2 separate regions of the Mus musculus genome follow, and region 2 is linked to region 1. The links are chromatin loops, found by intact Hi-C in ENCODE. Cell type or tissue: heart. All regions are shown on one strand. Each heading gives the region's core, and the rest is flanking DNA. Links, peaks and the distances in the headings are about the cores only.

Region 1 (10,120 bases), core at 1,358-9,357:
TGAGAACAACCTCAGACCTGGAATACTGGGAATAAACACAGTGATTACTGATAAAGCTCTCCACCGCAGGTCTCCCGTGTTTGCTGGGGTGGTGTTTCTGCACAGAGGTGACCCCAACTGATGTGACGCTCAGGAGGCTGTCCCAGACCCGTGCAGGGGCTGCTTCATGGCCTGTGCCCAGTGACTGGATCACTGTAGCTTCTTTGTTTCGAGGTGGCTACGGGCAGGGCCTCTTGCTAGGGCGGGTGGCTCGGCGGAATGCTTGGCACAGAGCTGGCATATCACTCTCAGCTCTCCTTTACTATCTGTTGGGTGGCTTCTACGTGCCCAATTTTCCTTTAAGAACCTTTAAGAGCTAAGGAGTTCTGCCTGACCCTCCAGGTTCTTATTTCCTGCATCAAGCTCACAGTTCAGAAATGTAACTGAACACCGAGCTGCCAGCGTGGATGCTGACACTGCCCTGGGCTTGCTGATGCCTATTCTAAACCTAAGCAAGAAGAGGGATCCGAGGGGAGGGAAGAGAGCAAAGGCCGCTGCTTCTGGAGAAGCCTCTGGCCCCTCCTGCTTCAGACCTCATGGCTCTCCTTCCACTCTGTTCCCTGAAGAGAAAGGACTCCAGCGGGGAGTCCCACAGACTTCTCCCTTCCCTCTATCGCCCTTCAGGACTTCTGGGAATGAAACACTGAGTGAGATGCCCGCAGCCGTCTTTAAGGCTGGTGGTGATGGGCCACTCTGGCCTCCCTGCTCACCTTACACGGCATGCTGATGACCGTCTCCAGCAGCTTCTCGACCTCATTGAGCCTGGTCTCTATGTCATGTGCACCCTTGATGGCGAGCAGTCCTAGAACAGAGACAGAAACGGCCAGGTCAGTTGGGTGAGCAGCCTATGACGAAATATGTAACAAATACACAACAGGTGTCCCTCGATGAAAACACCACCCCAGTGCCACGTTTCACAGCAAAATGTCCTTAATTCTTAAGGAAGACACATCTCAGTGTCTCCCGTGAATTCTTGAAACCACAGATAGAGCCGGACCCAAGAAAACAAATCCTTTTCCATCCTGGTTCAGTCCAAATCACAGCCGTACCCATGGCTGTCGCTTTTGCTGTTTAAACTGAGATGGGAAAGCTACCATGAATTTCATCTTCACAACTTCATAGACACATGATATCCTCTACTGTAGACTGCAGACCCCTTTGCCTGCATTTGTGGGTTTTGGCTTCCTCATTTAAGTGCGACTATCCACCTCTTCTCTCAAAGCAGGGCTTCATAGCATCTCTTTGCGTGCATCTCCCATTTTATGACCAGGATTAAGCAAAAGTGGGCTTATAGAACCCTGAGCACTGAGATACCCAAACAGGAGAGACCTGATAATTGAGACTGCTGCTAATGATTGGCAGTCAGGTGGCATATACAGTGCGGAGACCCGAGACAAAGGAACCAGTCTCCTCCCAGGGAAAAAAGGGTGGGATGGGGTGGCTTAACGTTGTGCTCCCTAGAATGGAAAGCAATTCGAGGCATAGGAATTGTTTATTTTGAGAATCTCTGACCTGAAAGAATGGGAAACAAAGCCCCAGATAAGGGAGATTTAGCACCTGCTCAGCCTTGTGTGTCGAGTGCTAACCTGTAAGGTCCTGGACTAACCTTCCCCTGAGAAGCCAGCCAGTAATGTATGGTTCTGCTGCGACCCATGTCACACACACACACAAATGGCAGTGGAAGTAGAACAGGGTGTAAGATCCCCTGCGGTGGGACATCCTGGGGCCATGCCACTAACACCTGGACACAGCAGGGCTTAACCAGAGACCCCCTCGGGTTGCCACCACTATGACGACTGCATAAGGGGTGTGTGACCCAGAATCCACTACCCCGAGTGACACAGGAAAGGATACATTCTTCCAGTGACAAGACCTGTGTCAATGGAGCCCATATTTAGGCAAGGCATGTGAATGCAATGTTCAGAAGGAAAAATAGATCTCCAGGAAAATACACATGGGCGTGGCTCACAGCCCTCTCCAGGAGCCCAAGCATCAGTACGTATTGTGGGTACCACAGAGTGGTCACCACAGGCTCTGGCAGGCTGTTGGGCTGTGCGGTATTTTATTTTAAAAACCTTACAGCTCAAGACCGTATGTGGAGCTTCCTCTGTCTCCCATGAGCAATGTAAAGGTAAGACTTCTCACTTCAGCGTCTCCCACCAGCTTTCAAGGGATGGAATTAGGAGCCCTTAGTATGCTAGCTTTGCCCCGGACTCTGTATGACCAGAATGGGACAATCCCTACCATCTGCAGCAGAACCCCAGAGACCTAGATCCAGAACTATGGTCGGTTCTGAAAAGTTTCTCTCAGGCTTTGGTTTGATTTTGTTAACAAAAGATAAAGTGCTAAGGTTTGGGGCAACTGACTCCCCGCAATGACTGACCACCTGCATCAACTGACCACCTGCAACAACTGACCACGATCAAAATTTCTAAATTTTCTAATTTCTAAAACAGCCTGATTGAAATTAGGATAAACTCAAACCTGGCTACTCCTACCAGAGAGTCTTCAGATGTAATGAAAGAACGTTTTTTTCTTTTTTAATTTTATTTTATATTTTATGAGTACACTGTAGCTGTCTTCAGACACACTAGAAGAGGGCTTTGGATCCCATTACAGATGGTTGTGAGCCACCATGTGGGTGCTGGGAATTGAACTCAGGACCTCTAGAAGAGCAGTCAGTGCTGTCAACCTCTGAGCCATCTCTCCAGCCCAAAAGAACATGTCTAAAAGGCTAGCTAGGCTATCCCCATGTCCATGGCAGTGCCTCCCTCACCTGGCCTCCAAGTATGCAAATACCCTTACTTGTTTTCTGGTCCTGCCCTTCCTTCTCTCCTTCCCTCCCTCCTTCCCTCCCCCACCCCCATCTTTCCTCCCTTCTCTCTTTAACCATAGAGGCCACAGGTGGTCAGGCATGGAATGTGCAAGACCCAGAGCTGACAGAGTAGACTGCGACTGACTCATTGGAAAACCTCAAGCTCCATACACACTGCATCAGCCTGCACTCAAGCACAGCACTCCAACCATCACTAGAGAAAGGGACTGGGCCACCCCCTCCCTCTCTTCCTAAGCCACGCCCCACCCCTGTCTGATGAAGAAAGGAAAAGAAAAGCAAAAATATCAGAGTGCCAAAGGCATCAAAGCCCTGAGCTCCCTAAACAGATTTCAAACATTTAGAGGGGGGTTGGGGGGAGGGAGAGAGAGTGTGTGTTTGTGTTATACACAGCAGGTGGCATTTTGGGCATAATGTGGCATATATGACATTGGTCCCATAAGAGATATCACCTAGTAACAGCACAGCTGGCTCAGTTTGTGTAAATACACTCAGGATAGTCACACAGTGACAGAATTCTCTCAAAGACACCTTTCTCAGCATCGCAGTCATTAAGAGGGTGTGGTTGTGTGCATACATAAGGATGCAGGTACTATTCTTGCAGCAGGCTGCTTTGAGCATCCTCCCTTGCTACAGAGTAGTCTACAGAGGACAGAGCCTAGTCAGAACTCCTTGGAGTTATTTGTAAAGAGAAAACACACACACACACACCAGTTCCTCAGGGAGCTGAATTCTTCAAAGAGGCAAAGCCGCCTTCTGTTTGCGGAGAGCTACAATCCTCGTTCTGAACCCATCACACCGACACAGCAACTATGTTTATTCTCTGAAAGGGTGGCTCGTAGGAGAACATCCTCCTCTGCAGCCAGTGCAGGGACATTCTACACCACTGTACAGGGTGGAAGCATCTATTCTGGATTCTCAAACAACGAGCTTTGATCTTGCCCTTAAGATGTAGTGCAAGAGCCTGGTTACACCTCTGTTCCTCTTGGCTGGGTTCACAACCTCCAACAGAGAGGGAAACACTGCTTTCCGTCAGTGTGCTGGTTTGAACAAGAATGTCCCCAAATGGGCTTGGATGGTTGAGCAGTTGGTGACATTGTTTGGGGAGGTTTAAGAGGTGTGGTCTTATTGGAGGAAGCGTGTCACAAGAGGCAGTCTCTGAGAGTTTAAAAACCCACACCATTTCCAGTCGAGCTCTTCTTGCTTTATGGTTCACAGTGTGAGCTCTCAGCTCCCTGCTCCCGCTGCATGCCCACTGCTGGCTGACATGCCATCCCATCTGGAGCTTTAAGGCCACATCAGCTCTTCCTTCCATGAGTTGCCTTGGTCAATGTTTTATCACAGCAATAGGAAAACATCTACAATCGGTCTTTCAAGGCAGCCAATTTCACAACTTAGTGAATTGTGAATTTCAAATACGTATGAGTCTCTGCTTTAGTTGTCAGGAACAGGTGACAGAAGCCATGGCTCCAAGTAGAATGGTTACTAGCCCAGTGCCCTAGTTGCTCACATTCACACCTTTTCCTATTGCACCTGCTAAGCCTTTTCCTTGGGACTCAAGTTATTTGGCTCTTAAAGGCTTAGACCAGCTTTGAAAAAATGTCACCTTTTCAACTTTATATTTTATGTATTTAAACACAACAACTATAGGGTACCTGATGCTTATTGGTCTGATATTCCGAATGTCACTAGTGGTTTAAGAAAAGTCGTGGAACTGCCCAGGGGTCCTTTTTCCTTTTAAAGGATTTAGCCTTGCAAGAACAGAGGATTTGTTTGTGTTTAACTGGTTTCGTCAAAAGCAAACACCTGCTTGACTCCTGGATGCAAACTTGAATGAATCAGGCATAATAGCTGTGATTTCCAAAAGTGTCTAACATGATTTTGTTATCTGAAGTTGTAATGAACGATACTGCAGGTGGACAAGATAATTGTGACTGCAGAGATGCACTCAAAAATAAGTGTCACTGGGAGGCAGTAATTCCGAATTTGACCAGCAGAGGGTGCCAAAACACCACATAAGCCTAAGGGTATCTCAAACTGGAAATGATTTTGCCCACTTCTCCACATGGGAAGAATTTGACCCAGAAGGCTTCGTTCTCCCTGAAAATTTTCTAATTTCTGAAAACGTTTAATTACTCATATAACCTCAAGTTCCAAAATTTCCCAACATATAGTTTGTGACACAAGAATTTTATCCAAGTTTAGTACAAGCAGTTAAGTTAAAGGCTTAAAAAATTATTAATACCATATGTATTGCAGTAACCCAAAGACATAAATATTGTCGAACTAAATGTCAGCTTGATTGGGCATGGTGGTGCATTACTTCAATCCTGACATTTAGGACGCAGAGGCAGGCCTAGTCCACACAGGGAATTCCAGGCCAGCTAGAGATTCATCATAGTGAGACCCTATTTCAAAAATGAGTCAGCCTAGAGCTGCCCCCCTCCACTCCAGGGGTGTGTGGCTTTAGCCTCACAAAAACATAGTTTGTGGTTGTTCTCATAATTAGCTGCTTTTAGCAAAAGTAAACACCTGCTTTAATCCTGGAACCAAAACTCAATGAAGCAAGCATAAACAAATTAGTTTCCTAACCTCAGCAAACTGAGGGTCTGACGTCCCATGTCTTTGTTAGACAGAGCTTGGCCTCCATACTTTTGACAAATGCCCCAGGCTTCCTTGGCAGAAGACTTGGTGGGCTGGGATGAGGTGGGGGGCAGGGGCAGGGTGGAGAGAAGCACTTCTAACATTAGTGCCTCCTCCGCAGAGGAATTCTGGTTAATAAAGGGCAGATGAAGCGGAGGTCAGCAGAGAAGACATGCATTAAGGGTCGTCCATGGCCCACAGCACCTGCCTCTCTTAAGAGGGAGGAAGCTTTCTGACTCCCCCACAAAGGACAGCCCCAGGGGGAAACTTTTTATTAGGGCCAGATAACAAACTGCATTGAAGTGGCTTCTTGTCCATTTAACAAATGTGCCCATCAACACACTGTGCATGGAAGCGCAGGTCTAGGAAAAGCTGACTGTATGTATTTGTGTGCTGTGAGAGAGGTACTGGGGCTGGGGGGTCACTGAAAGACTGAATACATCACAAATTCTGGAAACAACATACTTTACTTTTTAGGAAAACATTCAATCACTTCTAAATATCGCCTTCCCTCCTTCTTGCTTGTAGGCTGGCTTGCTGGGGATAAAACGAACCAGGGGCCTTGAACTCATACTGAGCAGGAACCCCTGCTCTAAACAGGTACTCCCCTGGGCTCTAAGCAGAGGCTGAGATCAGGTCCTCCAGCGGAGGTCCTAACATCTTAGAAAACCCCAAGTGAGTCTTTGCTCGGTGCTGTTGCACAGTGTGCATGCGCGCCCGCATGGCACGCACATGCGCAACTGTGTGTTGACGCAGGATAGAACATCGGGGAACACAGACACACACAAAAGTTCCCTTGAGCCCTACCACATGCCAGCGGACTCTGGCTGGCTGACCTGCCCCTCCTTTCTGTTCCATTGAGCAGAGCAGAGCCAGGTGTGCAGGGATCACAGAGACAGAGGTGAGAAGTGCCGTCCTGCGCATGCCTCTCCCGGGATGAAAAGCTGGAAGGAGAACACGGGAGGGAGGTGGAGCCAGGAGGAAACTTCCTGGGAACCCACAGGAGGAAGCTGTTCTTCCTTCCTCTTCTAAAGCTTCCTGCTCCCAGCAGGGGCCTCTGAAAAGGGACCAAGCTGTTTTCTCCAAGTGGGAAATAAAAATGCATCGGAATGGAACTTTCTGATTTTTTTCTCCCAGTTTCCTAATCCCTCCTCTCTGCTCATTATTTTTCTCCAACCTAAAGCAAAATTCCCTTCCTAGAACTCAGGCAGTTTGTAGAAGCCAGTCACAAACCAGGCATGGTGGCACATGCCTGTAGTTCCAGCATTCAGGATGCTGGCCCTGGCTACAAGGTGAGACCCTATTTAACGAAACAAGTACCCCCCCCCCCCCCATTCATGTGGCCATTCTTTTCCTACTGTGCTGGGAATGAACCCTAAAATCGTTCATACTAGCCGTGTGGTCCACTAAGCTGCCCCTTCCTGCCCCTGCCAGTTGGGCTTCAATAAAAGGCATTTGCCCATTTTCACCTCTCCACACAGGAAGGGCACACTGTCTGAAGTTCACAAACCATGGATTGGGGGATACCATGGCCTAAACCTGCGTATAAACCCTGCCTCTCCTAGATATCGGTGCTGTCCACAAGGTGGTCAGGAGGCATACATTGACCACACATGGTGGACAGGGCTCAGGCCTTGGAAAACACAGAGCATGCCCCTACTCACTCCAGCAGGAGGGGGCATGAAGGATGAACAGAAATGGCGGTGTGGAGGTCCACAAGAGGCCCTGAGGCTGGGGAGGGTATGCAGCGGTAGGAGCTGAGGCAGAGATAAAGGCAAGCCCCCCAGAGCGTAAGGAGAGCAAGGCTTCCCAGGCAGGTTCCGACAGCAAGCACACTACATGCTTGGCAATTCTGTTGCTTGGAGTGGCACACACACTGACCCAGGATTGCCCAGGCTCTCAAGTCTGACCCACACCAAGCAATAAGTCCTAGTCTGGGACCCGATGAAGACATAGGTCCAATCAGTCCCACTGTGGTACCTGGCACCATCTCTCTTAGCCAGGGCAAGGTAGGGTCACACCTGCAAAGGGCACTGTTGGAAGCAGTGAGCTGGCTCTTAGGTGGGTCAGCCTTGTAGGATGCTCCGGTCTCCACATTGTCCTGCCTAGAGCCCTTTTACTGGAGCTAAGGGCTTACTCTGGGCATAAGGCAGACAACTTGAAAAGGCCAGCAACTCCATGTCCCTAGGTTGGTGCTAGGCACTTCGTGGCTACAGTTACTCAGTAGAAGTCACCACTTTGCCACACAGGTGTTCTTGTTGCTATCAAATCAAGAATGAGCCACCAGCAAGGAGAGAAGCCAGGGGAAGGCAGTGTAGTAGGCAAATTAGAATAAAATACTCGTATGCACTGTCACCATGAAACCTATTACTTTATAGGCTTACTAGAAAATAGGAGGAGAAGGGGAGGGGGAAGGAAGAGGAGAAAGGCAGAAATTCCAAACCCTGAGGATTAGGCTACTTGGCTGAAAGCCATAAGAGCTGGCTGTGTCTCCTGCTTTGCTACCCAATCTCCCAGACCCTCAATGTCCTCACACAGAAAAGGTGACAACAGGACACTACCAGCAGAGTCCCTTCCACTCCCCTGCTTTCCCTGTTCTGTCCAAGTACAATGACGTTTTCCTCATCCGCAAAGGGTAAGCAGCAGACGTCTGCTCTCTAAACAAATGGGAGAGGCGAGTTTGCATGTGTACGTTCCAAGAAATAACTTGTGGCAGTCATCACTCCACTTGGGGGTGGGATGAGGACAGGCACCAGCCATCACTGTCATCAGAACAGCTAGCAGCACATGAGCACACAGACCAGGAGACACCGAGGCTGCCAGGAGTGAACAGCACGGGACCATGGCTACTCTGCTTCCTCCCATCTTCCCACCAGTGGGGACAAATGTCAAATCAAGGGGCTCTCAGGGTCTTCTCCAGAACAAGAAGTGGCAAAACACAGCCTTTTAAGTGATGGCAACTGAAAAACAGACAGTACACACATACTGATGCGTGACCCAAAGATGCCCAAAAAAATGGCACTACTGTGGGGCTGAGAGTTTAGTTCAGAAGCAGAATGAGTATCTAGAATGCACAATCCTGGGTCCAATCACCAGCACACCAAATATAAATATACTATAACCATCTTTCTGTGTCTTGGCAGTACCAATCCATGACAGCATGTGCCTTCAATCTGTTGTCCTCAGCCTGCTGCTGGCCCAGAGGAAGGTGTGATGGCCTGGCTTTCACCTTTGAAGATACTCAAACAAAACATAGGCTGGCTTGTGCCTCACTGCCAGTCCCTTGGACCCTCCCAGGTAGAAGCCTACACTCTTCACTTGCTGCAAGCTGAGCACTGTGGAGAGGTACCTCATCTTTGATTCTCTCTGCCTTACTATGCACACGTACTGTGGCTATTCTTGCTGTCAACTATGCACAATGCAGGAGTGGATCTCCTCTTACTTCTGGAAAGTGTCTGCCAAACCAGCAGAGAATTATCAGGCCCAAACTGGTTTTTGAAATGGCAGGGACCTAAGTTTCCGGAGTGCACAGACACCTGAGTGCACAGGGTCAGGGGTGCCTTGACCACAGGCTCACAGTGAGGCCGGGAGGAGAAGAGACACAGCTTCTCTCTCCAGCATCCCATGGGAGAAGCCGTGACGTAGGTGCAAGAAGCTGGACTGGCTATGTAAGTTCTAACTGGTTCCATCTACAGCTAGGAAAGGCAGCCCACGTGTCGTGGTGGCCTGGGCCATAGTACAAGACCTATGGCATGGATTCAGGGAATCAGAAACCAAGTGCAGCCAAGAAATTATTTATGGAAGAAGAGAGTCGAGGATGTCGGAGTGGAGACTGGGGTGGGCAGCAGGGCAGGGATCTAGAAACAAGTACAAAACAAGGAAGAGGGAGAGAGGGAAGAGGAGCAGGCACCCCGGGACAGGATGGTGGGGGGGGGCTCTACACATGAAAGAGACGATAAATAAACAAACAAATAAATAAATGGTGAGTCAGAGGAAATGGTCAAATCCAAGAAGTGAAAGCTGCCCAGACAGGATGGCAGGATGTCCCTGGGGAAGCTCTACGTGGGGAGGAGGCTGTAGCAAACGCCAAAGGCAGCATCCTAACATCCCAACATCCAAGGCCAGGCAGAAGTGGCAACTCCATACCCAGCTCAGCTATTCAGACCCGCCTATAACATGCTCACAAAGAAAGTCAGCTTGGTGCCTCTGAGCCACAGCTGGTCCTCCCTGTTTGCCAGTGACATCACACTTATCCCTGATGATGACAATATGATGGAGAGCTGGGGCAGACAAGGGGAACAGAGCACAGGTCTGGGATGTGGAGCCAGGGGCTACATCGTGTCCAATCATTCCTGGTACTATCCCAGCTAAGGCTCTCTTGTCTGGGAAGATACAGTGTCCCATACACTGGAGGTGCCCAGCATTGGTGATGAAGCTGAACACAGCAGTGACAGGAACACCAGGCACTGCAGGTTCATGTGACAATTTGGGCTGCTAAATGCCAGGTTCCAGGCTGCCCCACCCTCCACCCCACCCCTGCAGCCAGCCCTTCCTACTCCACTGAAGCACAGTGAGCCAGAACTCTCAGCTTGCGCCCTGTGCCCC
Region 2 (10,120 bases), core at 1,220-9,219, 390 kb after region 1:
CTGGTTGGAACATCTTCTGGATATATGCCCAGGAGAGGTATTGCGGGATCCTCTGGTAGTACTATGTCCAATTTTCTGAGGAACCGCCAGACTGATTTCCAGAGTGGTTGTACAAGCTTGCAATCCCACCAACAATGGAGGAGTGTTCCTCTTTCTCCACATCCTTGCCAGCATCTGCTGTCACCTGAATTTTTGATCTTAGCCATTCTGACTGGTGTGAGGTGGAATCTCAAGGAAGCAAATTCACCCAAGAGGAGTAGAAGGCAGGAAATAATCAAACTCAGGGGTGAAATCAACCAAGTGGAAACAAGAAGAACTACTCAAAAAATCAACCAATCGAGGAGCTAGTTCTTTGAGAAAATCAACAAGATAGATAAACCCTTAGCCAGACTCACTAGAGGGCACAGGGAAAGCATCCTAATTAACAAAATTAGAAATGAAAAGGGAAACATAACAACAAATCCTGAAGAAATCCATAACACCATCAGATCCTTCTACAAAAGGCTATACTCAACAAAACTGGAAAACCTAGATGAAATGGACAAGTTTCTAGACAGATACCAGGTATCAAAGTTAAATCAAGATCAGGTTAATAATCTAAACAGTCCTATATGCCCTAAAGAAATAGAAGCAGCCATTAATAGTCTCCCAACCAAAAAAAGCCCAGTTCCAGATGGTTTTAGTGCAGAGTTCTATCAGACCTTCAAAGAAGATCTAATCCCAGTTCTTCACAAACTATTCCACAAAATAGAAACAGAAGGTACTCTACCCAACTCATTCTATGAAGCCACAATTACTCTGATACCTAAACCACAAAAAGACCCAACAAAGATAGAGAACTTCAGACCAATTTCCCTTATGAATATCGATGCAAAAATCCTCAATATATTGTTTTCTTAAAGGCAGGTTAAACTTAAACAGGCAGATTACACGGTATCGAGTATATAGTTTAAAACTGATCCAAGGCATATTATTGACTTGGTTTCAAGGTCTGGCAAAAAGTCCTGTTTTTGAAAGCAAGAGGCATTTTTTTAAAAAGCTACTTCATAAGTCCCTTTAAAGGATTTGGTAAACATGTCTTGATACCTATGGGGGCTTCTGAATCTAACATCCTGGGGAATCTTGAGGGACAGTCTTTTACTTGAGGCATAGGTTAGAAAGTTGGGGACAAGGAACTTTGGTGTATCCAAAGTTTGAGTGGAGCCCTGAGAACACACAGGAGCCCTTCTTCTTCAAACTATCCTTCAGGAACACCAAGGAAAGGCAGCCTGAAGGGTTGGTGCTGGGCAACTGCACATGAATCTGACAACTACTTTTTTGTCTGTCCTTACACCCATTCCTGCCCACATACTTAGTTGTCAATGGGCTCTAAAATCAGTTCCATGATTGGGGGTACTTACTTTTGACCTGTTGTGCTGCTTCGACGGATTTGAAGCCAAGACGAAAATCCCCACACTCTTCACCGGAAAAACACAAAAGGGGAGTCGTCTTCCCTCCCCAAGCCCCTCCCCAAACCAATGGTCAGAAGTCACGTAGTCCTTCTGCTGCCACCTGGTGATGTCACATAGCAACTACATGGTGTAGGGGAAAGTTTTAACATCAGCAAAAGAAGTCTGTAATTCTCTTCTAAGGCTCTAGTTTTACTAAAATTAAAGATCATTAACATCATAAAAACTTAAAAGATCTGCCTTTTAATGACTTTGTCTTTACTTTCAAACCTCTAAAAACTATATAACGGGAGATAAGGCAAAAAGAGGGGAAAGGTCTAAATGGGGGTTGGATGGGTGGGTGGGAAGGGCAGATAAATAATACTAAAGATGTTTGAAAAAGCCATGTGGAAGCCTAGTATTTGATAAGCATTCGAAATATTTATCTGCATATGTCCCTATACTTAAAAGTTTAAGTATACATAAACTTACATAGAGGATAATGCTTCACTTGAGGGCCACAAATTTCCAAACCAGGTGTGGGACAGTACCTATGGATCTGACCAAGAAGGAGGTGTCCTGGGCACCTCCAGAACATAGCAGGTTTCTGCCGGAGTCTGAGTTTGATTTATCTCTGAGTCCACTGTATCAATACCAGGCTGCAACAATAGGTGCTTAGTAAATCCCTAGGAATGTGTTGGAGACAGGGCTGACACACTGTATGGTCTCTTTTAGGGGTGCCACAGATGGTTTGGGGTTTGATTGAACTTTTTTGGTGAGATCTCTCCCTGCCATTCTTCCAAATTAACTGCAGCATCGTTTGAAGCCTGTATCTTGCAGACTGGGGTTGGTACAGGAAGTAGGGAAGGCTCTGAGAGAACCACTCACTGTCAGGCTGTTGCTGTCGGCTTGTCTCCATCTTTCCTTCTGCACCACACACAGATGGCAGGTTCCAGAAACTGCTGGAATTAAGGTGATGGAAATAGGTGCAGCTCTTAAGGACAAGTGTCTGAACAAAACTGATGAAAAAGAACATGGACATGTTGGTCAGGGATCTCGAGAAAAATAGAATCAACTGAAGAGAGATGGAAGAGAGAGATTAAACATTACCTATTTTCTCATACAATATATTTTGATTATATTGTTTTCCCTTCCCTGACTGCTCCCATATCCTTCCCACCTTGCTACCCACACAACTTCATAGTCTTTTTCTTTTTTGTAAAGAAAAAAAAGCAGAAAAATCCAGCAAAAATGAAGATAAAAACAGACAAACCAACAACACCCCCCAAATAGTAAGACAAAAAAAAAAAAAGCACAAACAAACCCCAGCAAGTCTATTTTGTGGTAGCCAGCTACTTTTGGGCTTGCGACCTGCCCTGGTATGTGATTGATATACCCAGTGATGCTCCATTGGAAAAAAAAAAAACTGATTTTCCCTTATTCAGCAGTTACAATAGCAAGTAGCTTCTTGGTTAAGGGTGGGATTTTGTGTTGCCACTTCCCCTTCTCAGTGCTGACATTTTATCTGGTTCAAATCTGTGCAGGTTTTGGTGTGTTGCCCCAATCTCTGTTCCTTCATGTGTACATCAATGCTGTTGAACCTGAAAGATGCAGTTCTTGGAGTCATCTGCCACCTCTGGCTCTTACACTCTTTCTGTCTCCTCTTCACTTGGATCAGTGGTTTTAACCTATGGGTCCCGACCCCTTCGGGAGTTGCCTATCAGATATCCTGCTTATCAGATATTTCCGTTACGATCTATAACACTAGCAAAATTAATTATGAAGTAGGGACAAAATAATTATAAGCGTGGTGGGTCACCACAACATGAGAAACTATATTAAAAGTTTGCAGCATTATGACGGTTGAGAACCACTGTATTAGACCCTTGAACCTTGAGGGGAAGAGTTTAATAAAGACATCCCATTTGGGACTGGGTGCTCCAAAGTACCTTATTTATCTACCCATTGTGCATTTGTGGGTCTCTGTTAATTACCATTTTTTTTTTTTTTGATACGGGTTGAATGATGCTCTGATCTCTGAGGCTTTTGTTTGGCATCCTGAGTTTTTCATTTGGAATTTTATGTCAGTTTGGACTTTTTTTTTAGTGACTTTATGTCTTTATTTAATGCTACTTTCAGGTCTTGAATCGTTTCCACTGTCTTATTCAACTGTTTGTGGTTTAGTGGTTTTCACCGAGACATCTCTTCATATCATCTTGAAGGTCTTTGAACATACTCCTAATTATTATTTTTGAAGACTCTTGGGGCCTAATGCAATAGGTTTGCTGGCTTCTGGAGGAGGCATATTGTCTTGGTTGTTCATGTTTGTGTGTTTCTGGAGTTACGATGTTATAAGCATTTCTTGGTGTAGATACTGGGTCTTATCTTTGCTGGGTGAGTGTTCTGAAATTTGTGGCTGTTGCCTACTCTGTCCTGGCCAAGTGTGGCAGCTCTGGAGTCCCTGTTGCTGTTCTGCAGATTGTTGGGAGTCACAAAGGAATGGGCTAGAAGGAATAGCTGAGAGGGGTAGGTAGCAGGGAATAACTAAGGGGACCCTGGGTCCACACCAAGAGGCTGAGTCTTACCTGAGTCCCAGCCTCAGAATGGCAGCTAGGAGTCTCTGGTAGAGAGAGTTCTCCAGCTCCACAGAATCACAAAGGACTATAAGCAAAGGCTGAAAGGGGCCACCAGGAAAAACTAGGGGAAGTTTCTGAGATAGATTTTGTTTTATTAAGCAATTAGCCACCTGTTAGAGGATTTTTCAAGAGTAAAGTTCAAACGAGCCCTGGAGGCTGAAGACCTCGGGAATTTCAGTTTGAATTTAAGGTGGGCTTCTGGCAGAATTTTTTCTGACACAGGAGACTTGCCTCTGTCTTGGCTTTAATAGTTCTTTCAACTGATTAACTGAGGTTCACTCCCATTATTTACTTTCCTGGGAGTCGATGAATCTAAATTAGTGTTCACCTCATTAAAAACAACTCCACAGGGACATCCAGCATCGTGTTTGACCTAATGTTTGGATACCGTAGGCCAGTCAAGAAAATTAACCATCCCAGCAAGGTATGTAGGAGGGAAGCACCTTAGGAGGTCTGTTTTTATAGCTGTCATGGAAATGTGGGCTTCTTGTTAGACAGGAGCAGATTATCCGTACGTGGAGCCTGCGCTCTCTTCCTGCAGCCCAGCAACTGGGAGGGCTTTGTTTCATAGCTGACATCTTTGTTTTATTGTCACTAGTTGAAAACTATTCTCCATTAGTTTATGCTCAGCAATATAACACACACACACACATTTCTGCAGATATGTTTATGTTTAAATATAAATATACTTATTTGATAGGAATAAATTAAATAAAATTGTAGAGGGATTTTTTTTTTTAAATTCCATATGTGGTGGTTTAAATGTGCTTGGCCTAGAAAGTGGCACCATTAGGAGGTGTGGCCTTGTTGGAACATTTCTATAAGAGTTGAAATATTCAGTTTGGGAATTCCAAAAACATGACCTCAGGAGTATAATAATAATTAAAATCCAACTTTATTTTCTGTCCAGTGCTAACTTTAGGTCAGATAGTAAAAGGGGAAGTTTACATAAGCAAGCACACACCTACATTTATGCAGCAGCATTTTATCTCCCTGTACTGTATATCTTTGTTCATTTGCTTATACTAGACAGTGACTCTTTAACAAGGGGGAATTGCCATGAAGTGTTTATAATGAATAAGAAAGACCTGGTGCTGCCAGATTCAACAGGTCCCAAACTGAGCTCACTTTTGAGCCCAGCTCATCTTTGCTCCAACCCCGCATATGCTTAGTCATCAAGGTATACGTCTTTTGGTGGCCTTAGGAAGCCCCCTTTCTCCTATTTCCCATAGCAGGCCATAGTTCTTAGAAGAAACCACATTTATACTGAAGGTTCTGCAGGTTAACTGGCCAGGAAGTCAGAATTATGAGCAGATGGAAAGTTGCATATGGGGCCAGATATCTTCATCTCTCTTTAGCCCTCTTAATGGTCATTTGCTACCACCAACCTATGAATCAGACCTAACATCTTTGTGATGTCAAGTAAAACTTTTGGGCTGTATTGTAAATTTAGCAGACCATTAGCTTCCACCAAACCCAAGTTAAGAACGCCACAAGATGGCACCTGAAACCTACAGAAGAAATCCCTGATATTCTGTTATAACCACACCTACCTGATGTGCCCACTACGGCATCTATTACGTACATTGACTAACAACTTTCTTTAGTTCCAGGTCTATAAATGTTCAAGTTTTCTCCCTTAGTGGAGCATACCATCCAGGGCAACCTGAATCAGGGTGCCCATGCTATAGCCATCTTTGGCTCAGGATAAACCATTTCTTATTCCTGTTAGAGGACGAGCTATGTTTTTCACTGATACCGTGTCTAGCCATCAAATCCTAGGGTTCCTCCTTCATAGTTCTTGCCACTTACCCAAGCTCCTTATCACTCATGCCCTGAGTCCACAGTAACTCTGAACAAGGTCTGTCTATCTCCTAGCCAACGCTGATTCTGCCAGGCTACCCTCGAGAAATGTACATTTCATCAAGTTACTTCTTGTCATCAACCTCTTCAGTGTGGCCCAGAAGGTGCCTTGCAGCTGGTTCTTGTCTATTCCCCTTAATCTTGTCCCCATTCACATTGGCCCTTTGCTGTTGTCATATAATCAACCTGCTTTCTATAAAGTCACAGAGCTCTCACCTCCCCTCACTTACCTGGTTTCTGGCCAGATGTTTCTTAGTCTGTAGTCACCAGCTGCTGCTCTTTATTCTTCAGAGCCTGTGTTCTCTCCAACCTCTGGGTGCTGAGGCTGTGATTATGTCAGCTGTAGGCTCTGCTCTCCACTGCCCCAGGAGGACGGGCATGGCTCTGCATAGCCTCCTGGCTTCTTCAGAGGTGGGCCCTTCAGAGGTGCTCATTGTGGAGGGGATCTGGCCTTATGAATGAATTAATGTCGTTTTTCTCAAGGCAATGGCTATCTTGGGAGTTTTACTCCCTCTTCCTGCTTCTACCTACTACCTAGCCGCCGTTGTCCTGACATATGAAGCCTTCCATTATATTCCTTATGTTTTACATCTCCAGGGCCTCACCAAAAGCTGAGCATCTTCTGGCACCACCAACATGAATTTCTAGATCCGTGACCCCAAGCGAACCTCTTTTCATTATAGATCACCCATTTACCATTTCTCCGACATGGTAACAGAAACTGGAGTAAAACAGTCAGATCCTCTATTTAGAATATAAAAATCCCAATTAACCCACCTTTCCCCCTCTGTAGCAAAGCTTCTTGAAGGCTCTCAACAACCTATCTTGAGAGATAGCTCTTCTCCTTCATTCCCGAGGGCAGAGAGCATGAACTGCTTTCCTCCACTTGGGTCACAGGCTTCTCTGCAGTCCAAGTATGTCAATAGCCTGAGGCTGGATGCCTGGCAGTGTCTTTGTCTCATGACTGTCATGTGATAGACACCTACTACGTCCGTTTACTGAAAATAAACTGAGGGCTTGGGAAGCACTGTATAGAAATCAGAAAAATAGATATTTTTAGGATGCAAATAAAAATAATTTCAATGAATACCTTAAAATCTATAAAAATTCTCCACCTCAAACAACATAAATAGAATACATTTTCCCCCTTTTGAAGGCTCTTAATATTGCTGGGTGTTCTGAGCAGACAGGGAATGTCACCCTTGAGACATCATCAAGAGGCCCCGGGAGCTGCCTTATGGTTGCTGGAGTGTGGTCTTTTCCCTTTTGCTGCAGTACCAACATTTCATGTATATGTTTCTTCGGTGCATTGTTAAAGAAATACCTGCTGAGGGCTTGCCACTTGGCAGCCCCTGGGCTGAGCACTAGCAAGCACACCACAGTTACGTTCTAAAGGGAAGTCGAGGTGTACCAGTGAGAAATGATTTGAGGAGAGATGTGTGTGCTGGAGGCTTAGATCGCCTGCAGGGTTCCTGATCTACACGGGAGCAGAGAACTTTTGTTTCTTTATGTATATCCTTGATAGACAAATGGACACTTTCCAGATGAAGAGGAAGGATGTATGTGAGGTCTGTGTGTGTATGTGTGTGTGTGTAGTATATATGTACTGTGTGTAGTATGTATATGTTTGAAGTATGTGAGTGTGTATGTATGCATAGTATGTGTGTGTAGTGTGCACAGTCTGTTGGGTATACTGTTCCATCATTCTTGGCCTTGTTCCCTTGAGATTGGGTTTTTCAACCTAGAGTCCAGTATTTTGACTAATTAGCTAGAACAAATGATCCTCTTGTCTCTGTCCCCCCCTCCCCCCCACTACTCTCTTACAATTTTGTTTGTGTGGCCAAACCCAGACCTTTAAAAAGCAAAACCAAAACCAACTCTGTGGGGCAGGAGAGCCGTGGGACAGGGAATAGGGTGAGAGTGAGGGGTGGAGGGGTCAGGACGTGGGGGATGGAGGAGGTGGGGGTTGGGAGAGGTGGAGGGCATGGGAGAGCAGACTAGAGCAAGAGTGGGGTTGATGTGTGTCTTGAAATACATCAGCAGGCTCTGCTGCCCCGGGCCTGCATGCTCTGGTACACAGCCCTGTGCCCCCACCTCTGTATACTCTGGAGGAGGTTATAAACACCCCCCATCCTGTAGCCAGGTTAAACTTCCTCTCATAAGATCACATCAGGACAGCACCCAGAGTTCCTCCTTATGCAAAAGATGCGTCCCCAGTGCCCTTACTCTGAAAGCCCCTATCCATTCCCAAAAGGTATAAGTAGCCTTCAGTCACATGATTAAATGAGCTATCTCGCTGAAGCCTCTCCTATGAGTCTGACATTACACTCATGGCCACCTGAGACCTCTGTCGCTCCTTGCAGTTCCTGCCTTGCTTTTCCTCTCAGGACTTGCTGGTCTCAATTTTAGGTGATTGCACCAGGATGGGCAGGGAAGCAGAGCCAGAATGACATACACCCCTCCCCCCACCCCTGACACACACACACACACACACACACACACACACATACACACACACACACACACACACACACGATGCAAACTCAGTTCCTCGTGCTTACACAGTAAGATCTCTTACTCACTGAGCCCCAAGAAAGAATTTTCTGAGCCTGCTTGGGTATTTGTGTAGTGGGATAGACACCTGTATCTTTCGTCCTCCCCACAATGGCAGCTCTTCTGCTCGCATTCAGGAGAGTTCTTCCTTGAGCATTATAAGTGACTAGCCTTGTGGGTAGTTGGTATGGCCACAGGTGACTCCTGTTCAAGGGGACATACTAGCACACTGAGTCGATAAAGGCAGTCTCCAGAGTGCTCTGAATTACCAGTGAATGGATCTTTGTGGAGGTCAGAACAGAAGGATGCAAGATTCAAGGTATGGACTCCATGTCTCTTGCCTTGTGGCAGAAGTTCCATCACAGGGAAGGAGAGGGTAGAGCCTTCCATTCCCCTCCCCCTCTCTTTCCACATGATCATGGCTAGCCTCTACTCCTCTACTCTTTCTTGCTTTCTTGCTCTCCAGCTCTGTGCTCTCGTCCTACTCCTCCCCTCTCTCCATTCCCCTCCTCCTCTCTTTCCACATGATCATGGCTAGCCTCTACTCCTCTACTCTCTCTTGCTTTCTTGCTCTCCAGCTCTGTGCTCTCGTCCTACTCCTCCCCTCTCTCCATTCCCCTCCTCCTCTCTTTCCACATGATCATGGCTAGCCACTACTCCTCTACTCTCTCTGCCTTTCTCTGTCTCTACTGCTCTCTCAACTCCCCTCCCCATGCCTTGAATAAACTCTATACTACATGCCAATTGTCATCATGTGTGGCTGGTCCCTCAGGGGGAAGGGATGCCTCAGCATGAGCCAGCTGAAACATCCCCTTCCCCCACACCTTACCACACCTCCACCAAACATATCCCTTCTCTCTTTATTTTTATAAAACACAACACACATTCTTGCTCATAAACTTCTGCATGGAGGAGGCTGGCGATAAGGGCTAGTTGGCTGTAACACATTAGATGTACAGATAGATTCACAAATTTGAAATGTCAGACTGTATTGAAAATATGAAGATTAGCAGTGGCAGCAGTAAGTATGGATGCCAGATTTCTTGCAGCCATCAGAGGCTGGCAGTCACCATGCATAGACACCTGTGCCTCTTATACCATGTACTGACTGCCACCAGGCTGCCTCCCTCCGCCTTCCCTTATTTCTTCTTGAGCTCTATCACCTCTAATATCAGATTATCCCTTGCCTGGGGTCATCACATCTCCCTCAAACAGATGAGTGCTGTTTACTTCAGCATCTCTTCTGCAGCCCATCTCTGCTGATGTTTTCCTGGTACATGGTCACTCCCTGGAGTCTGTTCTGCCCTGTTATGTCCACGCTGGAAACCTGACTGTGGCTCTGAGCTGCAAGGAGAGGCAAGCTAAGTGACTCCATACGTGCCAGCCAGATTCACACTGATTTTTAAGTGAATTCTTCCCGACTTTTAGAATAGTAGAGACCCAGTGTGATCTGGCACATGGGATGTTAATGGAATCCATGAAACTCAAAAAGCAAAAAATAGCTCAAAGAAAGAAACATCTAAGGCTGTCATCTCTGTGGGGACCATGTGACCATGCAGGATGAAGAGCTCTGGGGCTGCTGGGGACAAGTCCTAATGTAATAGTCATAAGATCCTGTGGTCTAGGAAAACTTAGACTAAT

Evidence for each region. A loop is a pair of places that touch in the nucleus more often than their neighbours do. Peaks named below come from ENCODE experiments on the same cell type or tissue, not always from the same donor. Only the 100,000 strongest peaks of a DNase experiment are listed, where the experiment ranks them.
Region 2: a loop joins it to region 1, with 3 times the contacts of the local background. A loop is called at or near these places in 12 of 42 quality-filtered maps.

What each region holds. Positions count from the first base shown.
Region 1 is chr13:34,638,258-34,648,377 of GRCm38, forward strand. Pxdc1 (PX domain containing 1) reads right to left here. Exons shown (of 5, transcript NM_025831.3): 2 at 750-841; 3 at 1-25. Among named protein-coding and RNA genes, the nearest start is that of Pxdc1, 9.4 kb to the right of the region's middle. In heart, for the core only: a CTCF peak has its summit at 4,862 (motif pointing right); DNase peaks (open chromatin) are centred at 8,294 and 9,164; H3K27ac peaks cover 394 bases.
Region 2 is chr13:35,025,609-35,035,728 of GRCm38, forward strand. It overlaps a transcript of Eci2 not described here. Among named protein-coding and RNA genes, the nearest start is that of Eci2, 37 kb to the left of the region's middle. In heart, for the core only: CTCF peaks have their summits at 1,554 (motif pointing left), 5,562 (motif pointing right) and 6,291; no DNase peak of the experiment used is centred there; H3K4me3 peaks cover 464 bases.